Regions from separate parts of the Homo sapiens genome. Here regions 2, 3 and 4 are each linked to region 1. A link is a contact called in ENCODE Hi-C data. All regions are on one chromosome and are shown on one strand. Each heading gives the region's core, a stretch centred on a gene start or an enhancer-like site at or near the end of the contact. The rest is flanking DNA. Distances are from core to core; before and after follow the strand shown.

What was found. Hi-C counts contacts between places; a loop is a spot of excess contacts on that map. Pooled maps may share reads with other maps.
Region 2: a pooled map shows a loop between it and region 1 (13-fold over the local background). The contact joins the promoter of NBEAL1 here to the promoter of SF3B1 in region 1. A Hi-C loop is called at or near these places in 5 of 50 pooled maps.
Region 3: a pooled map shows a loop between it and region 1 (10-fold over the local background). The contact joins the promoter of PMS1 here to the promoter of SF3B1 in region 1. A Hi-C loop is called at or near these places in 5 of 50 pooled maps.
Region 4: a pooled map shows a loop between it and region 1 (4-fold over the local background). The contact joins the promoter of STAT1 here to the promoter of SF3B1 in region 1. A Hi-C loop is called at or near these places in 2 of 50 pooled maps.

The regions. Positions count from the first base shown.
Region 1 is chr2:197,433,616-197,436,315 of GRCh38, reverse strand. It overlaps SF3B1 (splicing factor 3b subunit 1), which reads left to right and starts at 1,288. Exons shown (of 25, transcript NM_012433.4): 1 at 1,288-1,344. The coding sequence starts at 1,317. RefSeq lists enhancers at 840-889, 910-1,219, 461-1,660, 1,405-1,951.
Region 2 is chr2:203,013,507-203,016,206 of GRCh38, reverse strand. NBEAL1 (neurobeachin like 1) reads right to left here and starts at 1,332. Exons shown (of 56, transcript NM_001378026.1): 1 at 1,225-1,332; 2 at 1-51. RefSeq lists a silencer at 1,231-1,460 and an enhancer at 1,099-1,652.
Region 3 is chr2:189,783,156-189,785,855 of GRCh38, reverse strand. It overlaps PMS1 (PMS1 homolog 1, mismatch repair system component), which reads right to left and starts at 1,406. Exons shown (of 13, transcript NM_000534.5): 1 at 1,263-1,406. It overlaps ORMDL1 (ORMDL sphingolipid biosynthesis regulator 1), which reads left to right and starts at 1,517. Exons shown (of 5, transcript NM_016467.5): 1 at 1,517-1,587. RefSeq lists enhancers at 989-1,038, 1,589-1,818, 1,829-1,888, 1,979-2,058, 1,344-2,230 and a silencer at 1,399-1,448.
Region 4 is chr2:191,012,777-191,015,476 of GRCh38, reverse strand. It overlaps STAT1 (signal transducer and activator of transcription 1), which reads left to right and starts at 1,306. Exons shown (of 25, transcript NM_007315.4): 1 at 1,306-1,459; 2 at 1,799-1,952. RefSeq lists enhancers at 714-793, 824-1,023, 1,634-1,953 and silencers at 1,074-1,313, 1,344-1,543.

The DNA of each region.
Region 1 (2,700 bases), core at 39-2,538:
AGGGAGTCTGGTGAGAGGGAAAGAGGGAGCAAGGCTGCAGGTCAGGAGTCACCAGGGACAGGTTATCTAAGCTCTCAGTCCAGTGCCATTGTCCATATATCTCCCACCTACCGCTAGCCTCAGGAAAATGGCTCCTCACTTTACCCAAAGTAGATATGGGGTCTTCCTGCAAGAGGAATACACCCATACCATTTCCCTCCCTTCAAACGACCATACTGACCCATGGTATGGTTAGTATTTGGGTTGCAGGTTTATCACATAGCGAGGTACTCCTCTCTTTGTGATGGCTCTAACCTTGATAACTACCTGTTTTCCTCGGCTGCTTCCGGGACCCATCTTTCTGAGCCTTTCTTTCTTTTTCATCGTCGAAGTCAAAGACCAGTGTGACAGTACAAGGTTATATTATAATTGATGCCCAGGAAAACAGACTGCCGTATTCTGATCTATTAAAATTCCTGATTTAGGAATACCGTCTAGGATTTAAGAGAAACATCTAATGAATGTTAATAATGACGATGAGTGGTTTTCTAGGAACCCATAAAGTAAAAGGCTTTAAAAGGGTGGCAAGATTGTCACTGTGCAACTCAGCAACGATTTGTGAGGCTCAACGAAATTCCTACCCAAATTATTTGCAATTATTAAACAGAAAGAATGAAAAATGACCTTGAATTACAGGGCGAAAGATGGGACTGTTAAGACTGTCTTCGTAACTAAGCACTGTAAAGACTGAGACAGCTGCAAGGGAAAGTTTTCCTCGAGCTCTTCCAGTGAATTTTGGGAAAAGGGATTGAATGTCTGAGGTCTCTTCCAGCTCTGAAACCGCAGCGTTTCGTACAGTGTTCATTTTTTTTTAATGGGAGGGGTCTCGGGGTCTTGCTCTGTCGCCCGGTCTGGAGGCTTGAGTACAGTGGCGCGACACGATTACGGCTCACGGCTGCCTCGAACTCCTGGGCTCAAGCGATGCTCCCGCCTCAGCCTCCAGAGTTGCTGGGACTCAGTGTCTGTTCTTAACTCCCTTCGTAGAATCCACTTTCCTCCAGGGCAAAGTTACTCACTTAAGGACCTTACGGCTCGGCTCGGGGATTTCCTGGGTCACCACGCAGGCGACTTCAGGGCCCAACCGTGTCTCCTCCCCCACCCACAATGCACCTCGCGGTTCCCTCTAGGTGGCAGTTCTGTCACGTGTCACCCGACGGAGCGCGCTCCCGTTTGGCGCACGCGCAGAGTGCAGCCCCCAGCTATTTTTCTCCGTGGCGGCGGCGACGAGCGGAAGTTCTTGGGAGCGCCAGTTCCGTCTGTGTGTTCGAGTGGACAAAATGGCGAAGATCGCCAAGACTCACGAAGGTAAGCGGTCTTTCCCTGCTTACGTGTTTTCTTCGTTGCTAGCCTAATAAAAGCCTTTTTTCCTAGGATTCTGCCTTTTTCTATGGTTTCTTTCGTAGGAGCTGAGCCCGCGTTTCGGGGCCAAGGGTCGTCTCCTCCGCGCCAGCGGCGCAGGCCACTGCCCCGCGTAATGGCGTCCTCCTCTTACACCCCCGACAGGCGCTTTGTTCAGTGTTTGGGACCTGCTACTTCAGAGTAGCTTCTCTTCTCTGACCAGAGGGCCTCGTTTAAGCGGCTTCCTCAGTAGGATTCGTGGGCAAGGGATCGGGGAAGCGGGCGTGGGGAGAAGGTCTCACTCGCCTCTCGACACTGTCGTCCCCATAGTTTGTGCAGAAGAGGGTCAGAAAAGCACTGAAATACGGCAGCCGCTTTTCCGGCAGACTGAATCGAATTTGGTTAAACCGAGATTCCGTTACTCCTACCCTTGTGTGTCTTCAAGCGTCAGTTACTTGTTTATTTTTCTTGCACGAAACGATTTGGGGATAAAATCTGGTAGTTGTTTTCCCTCCCTTAGTCACTTTTAGTATAATATTGATCTTTTTCTTTGGAGACTGGTTATTGGAGGAGCAGATGGAAGAGGAAAACATAAATTACTTTCATTAATGGCCGAAGCTTTCAAGCTAGTTGATCGTTTTATGGAATACAGAGTGTGCAAATTAGGAAAACGTTGGGAATAGACTGGAGTTCATTAGGAAGTATCCAGAGATGACAGAAAATGGGATCACTTTTCAGAAAAGACGAGGCATGAGAAGTTGGAACTGCATTCTTTGATTTCTGACTTGGAATCCGAGATTTTCACTGAGAACGAGACTTCTAAGTCACTTTTGTTTCATATGTTCTTTCTGGGTATTTGGCTCGGTATTAGTCTGTGAGAGGTAAGAGACTGAGGCCATCCAAAATTTTACAGTCTGATAGGAGAAACAGATGTGTATGTTCTCATTCTCTCATGAGGCCAGATGCATGCTTAAGTAGAAGAAAAAGCAGCATGTTCTGGGAACCTGGGTAACGGAATGATTATGTTTAGGGTTGTTTCACTGAGGAGGTTACATGACCGTGTTTTAAAAGGATCAGTCAGTTTTAAATCGGGAAGGACATCTGAGCCTGAGAACATCTTGTAACAAGGTATTGAATCGTGAAAGGTGTGTTTGAGTAGTAGTCCACTGTAGCAGGAACAGAGGGTGCAAGTAGAGAAGAAATAAATGAATCTGGAAAGGTTGGATTAGGACCAGAATGTGAATGGCTTTGAATAGTTGGGTCACCCAGAGGACCTGAAGTCCAGCTTTCTGCTATTTATCAAACATGCTAATGAATTGTCAA
Region 2 (2,700 bases), core at 83-2,582, 5.6 Mb before region 1:
GCAGTCACTCCAATATATCTTCATCAGTGGTAGTTGGGCAATTAAATAAATCTGTGAAAGAGAAAAACATCCACAGGTTAGAAAAAGAGGCCATACTAAAAAATCTAGACTTATCAAAAACTAAAGATGTATCTTCTTCACTTCCCACAAACAACCCGCTATACTTTCACATGGACTGATTAGATTTCATAGAAACTTGTGTTTCAGGAAAACATCACAGCTAACACAGTATGTCCACCATAGAATCCTCTAGGGCAGACAGACTCCTAGAGATGGGTACATGTTCATAACCAAGAATGCGTCCAGTGAGAATAAGGAGCAAGACTCCCTTCCCACTCATACCTTTTGTACAGATACAAGGAAAAGGCCCACATCTCAGACATTTCAAATACATCAAAGCTCTTAGAATGTTCTTGTTCTGGTCTCCTCTTCAAAGTTGTTGGGGCCAGGCGCGGTGGCTCACGCCTGTAATCCCAGCACTTTGGGAGGCCCAAGTGCGTGAATCACCTGAGGTCAGGAGTTCGAGACCAGCCTGGCCAACACAGTGAACCCCTGTCTCTACTAAAGAAATACAAAAAATTAGCCGGGCGTGGTGGCGGGCACCTGTAATCCCAGCTACTCAGGAGGCTGAGGCAGGAGAATTGCTTGAACCCGGGAGGCAGAGGCTGCAGTGAGCCCAGATCACGCCACTGCACTCCAGTCTGGGCGACAGAGCAAGACTCCGTCTGGGGTGGGGTGGGGGTGGAGTAGTTGGGACTGTTTGCTGTGTTGCAGGGCAGGGCGTGGGGGCGGGGGAGGAATTCCCAGTTCGTTTGTTCTAACAATCCTCGGAGAGTGGAAGTCCACCCGCCCACCTGGCCTCTCCACCTTTCCATCCAAGAGAAGTGGGCACGCACACACCGGCGAGGAACTTCCCAAAGAAGCATCCAAGTGTTTGGGGGAATCTTTTAATTTCCTCCTCACATCCCAAGACAACCCAAACAGAGGCAAACTTAAGGTGTGCCGAGCTGCCAAGAGAAGCTCTAGAACTGAGGAATGCGGACTCGGCGTCTCCCGACCGCGATCCCAGCCTGCACTACAGTATCGGAACACTCCCTGACAGCCTAGCCCACTCAAAGCCGCCCCTCACTCTGCAGCCCCTCCACCACCAAGCACCGGGGCCCTCCCATTTCTTGCCATGCCGCCCCCTCTTCCCAACGGCCCGCTCCCCATCACCGGGCTCACATTGTGTGCCGCGCGGCAGCCGCCGCCCGGCAGCCGTCTAACTGCTTCCCTCGACCCCTTCCCAAGGCGAAGCCCCGTGTCACCCCGCAGCCAGGCAGACGAGCGGGCGGGACATGGGGGCGGGGCGAGAGGCCGGGAGGAGCAGGGGGCGGGGCTGCCCCCTGGGCTAATCATTTCGGCCGCTGAGGATTTACCCAGCCGTTGGGCGGCAGCTGTTCAATGGTCGCGTAGGCTGGGGATGGGCGGGGTGACCTGAAGCCCCGCCCCAGCATACCTGCGCAGCCGCAGTCGACAGGCTCTGGCTGCCCATCCCTTGGCGGGCGCCGGCCGCGGCACTGAAACGAGCCTTCCCTCAGCTGGACATGGAGGAGGGCTGACGTGCTGACGTCTACGCCCGCCCCGCTTTTCGCTGATGGCGTCATTTCCGTGAGTCATCTGAGGGCGTGAGACCCTACGGTGTTAAAGGGGATTTTGTTTCACTTATTTGTAGAACCGGGATTGGTTCTGGGAATTTAGAGTAATGTAAAAAGACAAAACACACACAGACACCCCCCAAAAACTCCTCTTTTCCTTTTGTGCCTGCTTTCGTCGTCACCGAGTGTCATATCCAAAGGGCTTATTTTACCACCACTAAAGACTTCGAAAGGGTTTTTCTTTTTCAGAAAAGAAGCAAAAGGCTTTACTAACTATAGACAACTTTCAGAGAGATTTGGTTTTTGTATAAGGAAAGAAAAACGCGTAAGATAACTCACCTTTGTTAAACATTTCCACAACTTTTTATTGTGAAAGATTTCAAGTATATTCTAAAGTAAACTAGTATAACGAAACCCTGTATACCGTCACCCAACTTCAAAAATGATCAACTAATGTCCCATCTTGTTTCATTTGTAACAAGGATCCACAAATTGCCTGTGAAGAGCCAGAGACGAGGCGCAGTGGCTATCGCCTGTAATTCCAGAATTTTGGGAGGTCTAGGCGGGCGAATCCCTTGAACCCAGGAGATCAGCCTGGGCAACAGAATGAGACCCTGTCTCTGCAAAAGAAATTTTAATTAGCTTGGCGTGGTGGTGCACGCCTGTAGTTCCAGCTACTTAGAAGCTAAGGTGGGAGAATCGCTTGAACCTGGGAGTGAAGGTTGCAGTGAGCTCCGATGGCGCCACTGTACTCCAGCCTGGGCGACAGAGCGAGACACTGTCTCAAAAAATAAAAATAAAATAAAAAGAGCCAGACAATAAATGTTATAGGCTTTGCAGTCCATTCTGGTTGCAACTTGCTTAACGAAAATCAAAAGAACAATATTTTGAGATGTGAAAATTAGACGAAATTCAAATTCAAGTTTCAGTGTCCTAAAATTTTAGTGGAACACAACCATGCCCATTCCTTTAGTATTGCCTATAGCTGCTTTCACTCTACCATGGCAGAATTGAGAGTAGTTGCTTGCAAATTACACCTTCAATTTTTTATCCTGAAATTACA
Region 3 (2,700 bases), core at 157-2,656, 7.7 Mb after region 1:
ACCGTGCCCAGCCAACTTGTCTCTCTTAACATGGTGACACTCACTCCTTCCTCAGCTCACATGGTTCTCTCTCAGCTGACTTCTAATCATCCTTCCAGATTTAGTTCAGTATCAACTCTTCAAGCCTTTCTTCCCTGCTGCAGCCTCCTTTCCTTCACCTGCCAACAGATTAGGTATTCCTTCCCCTGCAGTCCCCCTTTACCTCATTTCTAATTAACCTCATCACAAGTTACTCTATTAATATGTGTTTCTGTCTGTTGCTCCTGACTCAGAGTTCTTTGAGGACAGGGGTTTTATATCAATCACACATCGCTAGCATAGCCCCTGGAATATAGCACTCTATACCATATGTGTACCAAATGGAAGGGTTTATATCGGGCTTACAAATCACAGCAAAGAATGTCTGGGAATATCAGGATAGTCAGTCTTCCATATTTGCTGGGAGGGAAAAGGAACACTTCTGAAGAAGTGCTGATGACCCGGAAAGTCAGTTAAGGACAACAGGTGTGCCTAAAAAAGAAGTAAAGATCAGAGAACTCACAGACTTCCATTAGAGAGAACACAAAGAAATCATTTATTTAAAGATCAGACTAAATCCAAAACAATTAGGTTCACAAAGCCAACAGAAATGCAAGATACAGACATACACAGCCAACATTCTCTTAAGTCAATTTCAAAATGTTGAAAGCTATTTCGGCAATAAAAATCACAAACTTTCTGCACTGCCAAGGTGAGGGAAATTACATTTCAAAGGCGATTCCAAAAAAACCTAATCAAGACTTTCCTCAGGATCAATTTTTGGTATTCACATTTCCTTAGCATGTAATACAGGTGCCTGTCTTCGGCGTACGGATAAACCCAGAAGGCCAAGAGCAAAAATCGTGATTAACTTTAAAGAGTTTAACTTGCACCCCTTGTATGATGCCACAGGATACAATACTATAAACCGCCACTCACACAAGATGAGTTACAGTTGCCATGGGTTAAATCTGCTGCCTGGAAAACAAATTTTAAGTCCTCCACCCAGAAGGGTCTGGGGAATGGGACGCAACAAAGACCAAGCCAGAACACCCCGGAGCCCAGACCTGCTCAGAAAACGCGTTCCACGTGTGCGCGCCCGCAAGCCCGGCTTCGCTTCCCGCCCCGCGGGGAGCGCCCTTAGCTGCCCTATAGCGTTCGCGCCCGGACCAGGACGAGTAGAGGGGACGGGGCCCTCGAGCCATCGAGGATATAATAAATACCCGTTAGTCACACCACACTACCTTCCTGCTAGCGCGAGGCAGGCAATTACCATCCACTAGCCGCAAGCAGCCAGCGTCTCACCCGATGCGCAGGCCCAACCCCGCACCCGCACCCGCACCCAGCACGCACGCGCGCGGCAGAGCGGGTGCAGAGAGCGCGGCACTGAGTCCCGCCTCGCCCGGGGGCAACGTGAGATTGGCGCTGCTCGCAGCCAATCCGCTGGCAGCGAGTCTGTCCGGGAAAGCTTCCGCAAGCTGCGCAGCGCCGGGCCTGAGGGCGTGTATCCGCGGCCGTAGCAGCCGGGCTGGTCCTGCTGCGAGCCGGCGGCCCGGAGTGGGGCGGCGGGTAAGTGGGCACGAACGCGGTGGACGCTGTACAGTCGCCTTCGTCGGTAGGGAACTGCTGGCGGCCTAGGGGTCGTCCTGAGAGGGAAAAGCGGGCTCCGGCTGCATCTGCGGCGCCCTGCGTGGCCGTAAGAGCCAAGTGGCCTCAGAGGCTCGCCCCCTACGCAAATCCTCGTTGTCTTGCCAGGGTCCTGACGTGACGTGCGGCCGCGAGAAGGAAGGGGCGGGTTGGGGGAGGCGCTGAGGTGGTAGCAGCGGCGGCTTTTGCTGAGTTTTCTCTGGCCCAGAGCGCTCGGGCTGTCGGTCTAGCAGGGGGGACTCCCCTGAGGGGCCGCTGCGGGTCGCCGTCTTCGGAGGCACCGGCGAGGGCAGAGCCAACAGCCTCTTCACGGTCTGTAAGGTCATTGTTTGCCAGTCGTGGGCAGCGCGGCAAACCTGCTGGGAAAAGGTTTTCTGGTTGGAATAGGATGAGTACCGCACCAGCTTTGCCTTCCAGCTGAGATGTAAATTTCAGGCCTCCATCCTGTGGAACGTGGGAAAACTATCTTGAGTGTTGGCATGTTCTAAGTATGACATAATAGTTTAATGTATGATAAATCATGGGTGTTTAGACGAAAGATTTACACATATAAATTGGAGGCTTTAGCGGTCTTAGTGTAACTAACTTTTCGTCCCCTTAACCCTTGATGCCTGTTCTATGGGTCTCTAGAGCGGAAGGAGCATTATACTCCGGAAACATTTGCTGGAAGGGGTTATGAGAAATTCCTCTCTGTATGCTAACTCCGTAATACAAGCGTTTGTGTATTTTAAAATCACAGCTGTTCCAAATATAATCTAGCCTCGTTTTCCCCCTCCGTCGGATGATAGGTGTTCTTCAGGACAGTTTTATTTTAAGCAATTCTTAGTCTCAAGTAAACACCATCATTAAAAGAACTGAGAACTATTATCAATTCTTCCTTTGGAGTCCATCTTCAATGGAAAGGAGAAGGGAAAACCTTTTTTAAAAAGAAGAAAGAAAACTGAAGTTTTTGATTTGACTAGAGAAATATTCAGAAGACTCCTTATTTTCACCTAGTTTAATCACAAAATTGAGAAACAAACATTATCCCTTGAC
Region 4 (2,700 bases), core at 57-2,556, 6.4 Mb after region 1:
TTTCCAAACTCAGGGTGAGAAGTCCCTGAGTTTGGAGAGTGTGGTTTATTTGAAGAACTAAATGCTGAAGTAAGCAAAGCAGAGTGGCACATTATGGGGTTGGACAAAGAGATCGGGCAACCAGGGCTTTATAGTATGTATTAAGAAACTGAATTTTATAAGAGCAAAGAAAAGCCATGGAAGGATTTTCAGGTTGGCAAATGACATGATCTGCTTTTCAATTAAAAAAAAAAACACTCAAACTCTTGTATGGAGAATGGATTAAAAGGTAGATAAGGGCTGAAGTGAGGCAGCCATTCGGGAATCTACTGCAGAAGGAGGCAGCAGAAGAGATGGAGCAGAGTAAATGAGACTTGGGAAATATTTAGGAGGAAGAATCAATTAAGATTTGAGGATCAGGTGTTGCGAGGTGAGGGAGAAGGCAATGTCAACTATGAATCCTAGGTATCTGTCATGTGCCATTTCTAGAAAAAGAGCAGGTTTGAGGAGAAAGATGTTTGGTTCTGAACATAGTTTGTAGAGCTCACTGCACATACAAGTGGAGAGGCAAGTGGGAGTTGTAGGTGTGAAGCCCAGAGGAGAGGTGTGGACGGGATAAGCATTTAAGACTCCTCCATCTAGAAGGAAACTGAAGCTGTGGGTGAGGTCATCACAGCACAGCGTTTAGGAGAAGCCCAGGTAAAGAAGCTGACGAATGTCTGGACCCTGACAACCTTAACATATAATGGTTTGATAGTGGAGGTGGAGGCAATGTAGAAAGAATGCCAGAGGCAGGAAAAAGCAAGAAGGATGTGTTATCATCATGACCAAGGAAGAAACGTGTTTCAAGAACAAAGGCGTCAACTCTGCCCCATGCTTCCGAGCTGTCAAGTAAAGTGAGAAAAACAGAAAAGCGTTCCCTGGGTTTAGCAACACGGAGGTCAGTTGCTAAAGGGAGCTTCTAGAATGACGACGTCGCCAAATCTGTCCTCTGCCTGGATTCTCGGCGATGAAACTACTACAGAGACCTCCAAGTTTGGGCTTCTGCAAACACAGCACGTCCTTCTGATCGTTCTCTAAGATATGTAAACAGAACGCCAGTTCCCAGCGTGGCAACACGGGACTGGGCTGCAGCTCACCCAGCCGGCGGCCCCCGCCGGAAGCCGGCGGAAATACCCCAGCGCGTGGGCGGAGCAGCGGCCCGCAGAGGGAGGCGGTGGCGCCCACGGAACAGCCGCGTCTAATTGGCTGAGCGCGGAGCCGCCCGGTGATTGGTGGGGGCGGAAGGGGGCCGGGCGCCAGCGCTGCCTTTTCTCCTGCCGGGTAGTTTCGCTTTCCTGCGCAGAGTCTGCGGAGGGGCTCGGCTGCACCGGGGGGATCGCGCCTGGCAGACCCCAGACCGAGCAGAGGCGACCCAGCGCGCTCGGGAGAGGCTGCACCGCCGCGCCCCCGCCTAGCCCTTCCGGATCCTGCGCGCAGAGTGAGTGGCCGTGAGGTTCCGGGTGCCGGGGGTGGGACGCGCAGGGACAGAGTCCTCGGGCCGTGCAGTTGGACGCCGGGCGAGGACGGGCCGTCTGTGCTGACCCGCGAATAGTGATCCCAGAGGAAGAACGCGTCCTGAGTATTCCAAGTGCGAGCAGTGCCACCTGTTCTCGGAGATGGCACTGCTCAGCACGATTGTCCTTGCCAGTCGTGCTCTGGCAGTGAAGAGGACTTGTGAAATATAATTTTCCTCTAGAAGGCACTGCACCTTCCCATTTACCGTCACTTTCTCCCGTTTCCACCCCTTTCCATCAGTCACGTTTTCTTCTTTTCGCAGAAAGTTTCATTTGCTGTATGCCATCCTCGAGAGCTGTCTAGGTTAACGTTCGCACTCTGTGTATATAACCTCGACAGTCTTGGCACCTAACGTGCTGTGCGTAGCTGCTCCTTTGGTTGAATCCCCAGGCCCTTGTTGGGGCACAAGGTGGCAGGTCAGTAAATGTTCATGGAATCAGATGAATGAGTACATGACTTCGGAATCTTAATTATGTTTCTATGTTCAAAGATGGAAGGGCTTAATGTCTTCCTAGAGTTTAAAAGTGATGTTTAGTTTTTGCAGACCCCCCACCCCAAAATAATATAGTCTTAAAAAAATTTCTGGCCGGTACTGAAGAGTTCTGTGGTAGGTATGCAGAGGTGTGGTTGATTGTGCTTTGAATGTTGTTTGTATAGATAAGGAGTTATTTTCATAGAACAGAAACAGGACTTGAGCCTCCAGCACAGTCCATTGTGCAACCATTGCTTAATGAGGATGCTGGACTCACACTTGTGAGATCATAATATGGTTTGCTTTTTACTTTCTAATTCCGTCTGAAATATACATAATTTCAATTCAACAAACTGTTTCGAGCACATAGTATATGCAGGGCACTGTCCAAGGTCCATAAGATGTTAAAAAGCAAAATACCCCACTACTCTACCCCCTCCCCACCCACCTTCCCCCGCCGGGGACTCTGGAGGCATCACAGAGCTTTACAAGGAAAACTGGAACCGATGCTCTAATAGAGGTACAGAATTCAGTGAGACGCAAGTCAAAGAAAGCTTAATTGTGAGTAAGTCTCAGACAACTTTATGAAAGAAGGGGCTTTTGTACATAGCTTTGAATGCTATAGGATTTAGAGACGCAAAAATTTGTGGAGAGGCTGTTTCCAAGGGCGAGTAGCTGGAGCAAAGCAGAAA